Regions from separate parts of the Homo sapiens genome. Here region 2 is linked to region 1. A link is a contact called in ENCODE Hi-C or POLR2A ChIA-PET data. All regions are on one chromosome and are shown on one strand. The core of a region is the stretch at or near the end of the contact, and the rest is flanking DNA. Distances in the headings are between cores, read along the strand shown. Region 1 has its middle 52 kb from the start of SLC22A16. Region 2 overlaps CDK19 (cyclin dependent kinase 19).

The links. A loop is a pair of places that touch in the nucleus more often than their neighbours do. ChIA-PET counts read pairs that join two places held with the same protein, here RNA polymerase II (POLR2A). Pooled maps may share reads with other maps.
Region 2: a loop to region 1 is called in a pooled map, with 2.0 times the contacts of the local background. The contact joins two enhancer-like sites. A Hi-C loop is called at or near these places in 1 of 168 maps with a recorded cell type or tissue (endothelial cell of hepatic sinusoid) and 1 of 50 pooled maps. POLR2A ChIA-PET finds 5 or more read pairs at or near these places in 2 of 52 experiments (CD4-positive, alpha-beta T cell and CD8-positive, alpha-beta T cell).

Annotation. Positions count from the first base shown.
Region 1 is chr6:110,527,123-110,530,084 of GRCh38, reverse strand. No RefSeq gene overlaps it. Among named protein-coding and RNA genes, the nearest start is that of SLC22A16, 52 kb to the right of the region's middle. Within about 2 kb of position 1,489, at least 9 of the 41 ENCODE cell types and tissues checked have a DNase peak (open chromatin) inside an H3K27ac peak, as active enhancers do.
Region 2 is chr6:110,702,649-110,705,610 of GRCh38, reverse strand. All of the region lies in intron 2 of CDK19 (cyclin dependent kinase 19), which reads left to right. Among named protein-coding and RNA genes, the nearest start is that of CDK19, 110 kb to the left of the region's middle. Within about 2 kb of position 1,455, at least 2 of the 41 ENCODE cell types and tissues checked have a DNase peak (open chromatin) inside an H3K27ac peak, as active enhancers do.

The sequences.
Region 1 (2,962 bases), core at 240-2,739:
TCAGGCATATTCACCCACCGGGAATCCTGGTTTCAGCTGCCCCATCCTGCTGCTGCCCTCTCTCCACTGATCCTCACCGACTCCCTTTGTTTATGGGACAGGGCTCAATAATGGGGAAGATCAGGGTCCCACACACTTTCTCAGAGCTTAAACTAAGAGGGGAGGGGAGCTGACGGTGGAGGGAAAAGCTGCCTCTTCTCCATGATTGTCCTCACCCACCCTCTTGCCTACAGGGGGCTGCTTCTCTTGTGTGGCACATTTGCTTTCACTATTAATAACTGTATAGTTATTTTGCCATCCTATTCTAGTTGTGGACCAGTTGGAGCGGGGCATAGACATAATGCGTGAAGAAGGATGCTGACCCACAGCTATTCTTCCAGAAAAAGGCAGGCACCCCCAAAGTACAAGGGGAAGGGCACTTCCCCTTAGCCAGGTGGAGGCTGGCATGGAACATAAAGTCTTAGTTGAAATGGATATGGCAACCACAAGGAAACATGTGACTTTGCAAAGAGAGACAGATGGACAGTGACTCAGACAACTGTACCATACCAGAAGCACACCAGCTTCCTGAGCACAGAAACATCCATCTCCAGCCCAGCGATAGAAATGTTTGTAAAACAGTGTAACAAGATTCTGCCCAGTTTCCCACTAGGTGTCCGGGGAAATGGGTGGCTGGAGGATAAAGAGGAGGAGGAGGAGGAAACAGGCGCGTTCTGGCCAGTAATTCTCTCAAACGGGATGAGTATTGTTGCCAGCAGGACTTCTCAAAGGAAGGTATCTTAGTTCAGGCTGTCATAACAAAATGCCATAGACTAGGGGGCTTACAAACAACAGAAATTTATTTCTCACAGTTCTGGAGGCTGGTACCCCCAAGATCAAGGTGCCAGCTGGTTCGGTGTGTGGTTAGGGCCTTGATCCTCATAGATGGCCAAATTCTCACTGTAACCTCACAAGGCGGAAGGGGTGAGGGGTCTCTTGGGGCCTGTTTTATGGGGACACTAATCCCATTCATGAGGGCTTTTTACGACCTAACAACCTCCCAACGGCTCTGCCTCTTAATACCGTCATTTTGAGGGTTAGGATTTCAATATACGAATTTGAGGGGGACACAAATATTCAGGTCATAGCAGAGAGTGACTTCCATTTGTCAATGAAACCAGACTGTGTACGTATCACTCTTGCCATCCATACCATGGTTTGCATGTGATGTTGGGCAACAGGTTTATTTGGCTACATTCATGCCCACATCCACTAGACATGCACACTCTTCCCAAGGAGAGGGAAAAAAAAGCTAGAAACTGGTTATGTAACAATCATTAGTTTTATAGCTGAGTAAGTTATGAATAATAGTGCTTTCAGCGATTTCATTACCAATCTGCCCCCAGGAGCAAGATGAAGCTGATAAAATATTTATGGGCTAGTAAATTTTTTCTACTAATTTGCAAGGCTATAATAAAATCCATGAACTTGATGGCCTGCAGGAAACATAACAAGAACTAGGAATGTAGAGTAATTTGGAGCTAGAAAGCCTCTTAAGGCCCTACAGGAAATGACTCCCAGAAAGCAGATGAATCACAGTATTTTAAACAGAAAATAATGATGTTATGTTTGTACTTAACCAGTTATAGCCTGAGAACAATTTTCCACAAGGAAATTGTGGAAATTTCCTGCTCTCCATTATTTTTGCCTTAAGAAATAAAATTAATTCAAGTATATAAAAAACAATATTCAAATAAAAACAATTACTGGAACACAGTGTATCCTGTAATGAATATGAACTTTTAGGATTGTAATTGTTAAGAAACTACAGTATACACAGTCACATTGTGCCCTCTTGTGGCAGAAATATTGTTGTGCTCCGAGGACACGCCCTGGTGTATTTTATTCAGTAATTAATCAGGTTTGTTTGGGGGAAGTCAGTTCAAGTGAAAAGATGGTTTGCAGAAGGTAGTTGGCAAAGAGTTGTTTCTGGGGCACTCTAGAGGGTGCACACCTGGAAGGGGCCGTTCTTAGCCAGGGGAGCAGCTGTCAAAAGGTTTCCTGATGTTTTAACACATGCTAAGAAATACCCATCACAGAATGCTGCTTCAATTGTCTGTCTAATGTTACACTTGCTCATTTAAAATATTTTATTACTAGTTATCCTCATCTATAAATAACAGTAATTGCTATTATTTAGTGAAACAGGCAGTTGATGCACAGTATCTCATTTAATCTCAAAACTATAAGGTAATATAAGGAAACTGAAGATCGCAGATATTAACTAATGCTGTAGTTTACCTAACTAGTAAATGGAAGAGCTGGGATTTGATTTAACTTCCCATGTTTCCATAAGCCTATGCACTTTCCATTCTGCCAAGCTGACTCTCTAGACAAATATTTCCTGAATACTGAATACATGTGAGACTCTGTTGCTGGGTCCCCTGGAATTGACAAGGTGTAAGTAATATACTCCTATCCTTCAGGAACTTATGGCGTAAATAGGGAAATAAAAACATACACGCAAAAGAAACTGCCATACGAGGCAGCATACAAGGAATATCCATGTAGAACTTTTTTTTTTTTTTTTTTTTTGAGACGGAGTCTCGCTCTGTTGCCCAGGCTGGAGTGCAGTGGAGCGATCTTGGCTCACTGCAAGGTCCGCCTCCCGGATTCACGCCATTCTCCTGCCTCAGCCTACCGAGTAGCTGGGACTACAGGGGCCCGCCACCACGCCCAGCTAGTTTTTTGTATTTTTAAGTAGAGATGGGGTTTCACCATGTTAGCCAGGATGGTCTCGATCTCCTGACCTCGTGATCCACCCGTCTCGGCCTCCCAAAGTGCTGGGATTACAGGCATGAGCCACCGCGCCCGGCCATGTAGAACTATTTTTTAAACAAATACACAAAAGATCTGTATAGTCATGTACACTTCTCCCCTTCAGAGCAGTAGAGCTATATACTTTCTGCAGTTACTCTCCTAT
Region 2 (2,962 bases), core at 206-2,705, 180 kb before region 1:
GGAGTCTGTGTAATCCTGTGCCTTAAATAGCTCTTTTTCAGACGCTTATAATGTTTTTATTTTCCAAAAGAGCTCTCTCCTGAATGCCCTTCCCATTTGCTCCCTTACAATGCTTCTGGGCAATCTCTTCTCTATGTTTATGACTCCCAAGTTCTTTACCTGCAGTTGAGCACTCTCTCCTGAGCTTCAGATCCAGATAACCAGGATCACTAACTGTATGCCCCATGAACATCTTGAGCTCATCACATCTGATACTAAAATCTACATTTCTGGCCAGGCGCAGTGGCTCACGCCTGTAATCCCAGCACTTACGGAGGCCGAGGCAGGTGGATCACCTGAGGTTGGGAGTTTGAGACCAGCCTGACCAACATGGAGAAACCCCGTCTCTACTAAAAATACAAAATTAGCCGGGCGTGGTGGCGCATGCCTGTAATCCCAGGTATTCGGGAGGCTGAGGCAGGAGAATTGCTTGAACCTGGTAGGCAGAGGCTGCGGTGAGCTGAGATTGTGCCATTGCTCCAGCCTGGGTGACAAGAGTGAAACTCCATCTCCAAAAAAAAAAAAAAAACTACATTTCTTCACACCTTAAACCTGTAATGCTTTTCCTTATCTCTAAATTGTACCACCATCTTTTTGGTTGCTTGTACCATCCTGGGTCATTTTCCCTCAGCCTATCAATTACTAAATCCTATTCACTCTTTCTTGCCCTCTTTTTATCTAACCCCTCCTTTCTATTTTTATTGCCATTGCCCATGCCAGGTCCTATTCTCCCTCCCTCCATCTCCCTCTCATTGCTTCCAGAATTAGCCTTGGCCTATGATCCCACAGTCCTGGGGCACGTGTAGATTACCTGAATCTATATAGTTGTAGAACACATGCCCTGAACAACTTTTGACTTCTGGGTTATATGAGAACTTAAAAAGATAACTAAAAAGATTTGTTGATATTGACTGCATTCATAACATGGAATGACTTTACACTTTACCAAATAGTTAATATAAGTGTATGTAAAAATAGGTTATGTATAAAAAAGATAAATAATACAAGAGATCATTTGCTGACTTCCAAATGAGTGGTATAGATAATCCCCATAGGGATTTGGAAGAGTGAGAGATCATTAAGAGTAATGGATTTAATGAATGGAAAGGAACAAAGGAAGTAAAAAGCAGACAAGGGTTGGTGGGGAGGAGGGGTGGAGAGTTGGATAAAAGGGAGAAAAAGATAATGTAAGGTAAGTAGTAAAGATACATGACATTGGGGTTCATGAAATTAAAAAAAGATAGGGCTTCCCAAGGCTGCTCTGACTGCAAAATACACAGTACATGGTTTGGTTGCTGTGTTAATGAAAATAAAGTCTTTTGATTTCATACTCCACTAGTCCTTTAATTTTACTTAATTATTGACTGAACTATGTTCCCAATCCTGGCTAGTCATTTTGGAGTTATCTGTCTTGACCAAACAGGAGATTGGGCAATAGATTGTGTTGTAATCAGAACAAACACATCCTTTGACACCAAAAACAACAACTTAAAATGCATGCCCTGATTATTGTTGTATGTATATTTGAACTATGTGGTCTTCTGTCAATATTCTGGAATTTTCAGATAGCCTAGCATTTTAAAAATTTATTATTTTGGTGACCTCTTCATAGGTAAACACTCTAACTTTAATTTCAAGCTTATCTATTCCAAAGACATGAATGTGTATAATTTATAATGTGGGACTATTCTAAATATATGTATATAGGTTCATTTTTAATTTTTATTTTTTAGAAACAGGGTCTTGCTCTGTCAATGAGGCTAGAGTGCAGTGGTGTGATCATAGCTCACTGCAGCCTTGAACTTCTGGGTTCAAGCAATCCTCCCACTTCAGCCTCCCGAGTTGCTGGGACTACAGGTGCATGCCACCATACCTGGCTAATTTAAAATTTTTTTGTAGAGACAAGGTCTCCCTGTGTTGTCAAGGCTGGTTTTTAATGCCTGGGCTCAAGTAGTCCTCCTTATTTGGCCTGGTAAAGTGCTGGGACTAGATGTGTGAACCACTGTGCCTGGCAGGTTCATTTTTTCAGTTTCATTCAAATCAGTGTATGTTGTATAGCTGTCCTTTTAGAGTTTTGCCTCTGAATTTTCAGAAATTATGTATTTTCTCCATTATCATTTCAATTAATAGTATTTTTTGAAATTGGTCATACTAAGAATTGACATATAAAAACTCCATTTAACATAAAATCATTCTTGGTTTTGAAATATTAATTATAACATAATTAATATATTTCCCTAAGCACCCTATTCAAAGTACTGCTAACATAATATCTTAGAGCAGTGGTTTTCAAACTTTGAGTCAGCTTGCCTATTCTTGGTCTGGCTCTTTCTTGCTCATAATCTATGATGTGCACTGGTGTTTTCAATTATTTTCTATTTTAGTCCAGTTCAGGTTATTTCACTTGCCGGGGGTAGGGTGGGGGAAATGCTGGTTTCAACTGAATAGATGGATTTCATGATTCACTAATGGGTCATAAGATGCAGTTTGAAAAACAATACCTTAGAGTAGACTTTTACAAAAAATAATTTGAAAAATACAGAGCAACATAAAGTAGCAAACCAAATTTGATTCACCAGTTAACTCCTGTTGACATTTCAGAAATAGAAATATATGCATAATAAGAATTCAAACAATATCACAATTGCTATTTGTTATATTAATACAGAAAGATACAAAATGAAAAATGTTAAACCTTTGTCTTCTTTAACACCTGGTCATTCTGCACAAAAGTAGCTAGTAAAAATGGCTTCTTATAATGACGTTTTTTGTGCATGTACCATTACATATGTATCTTTTAAAAATACCAAAGAGATAGATATATATATTCTTTTCCATCTTTATCACTTAATATTATGTCTTAGTGATCTTTCCATATCGACAATACAGATCTTATTTTTTTAACCCCCAAGTCAAAGGTCAT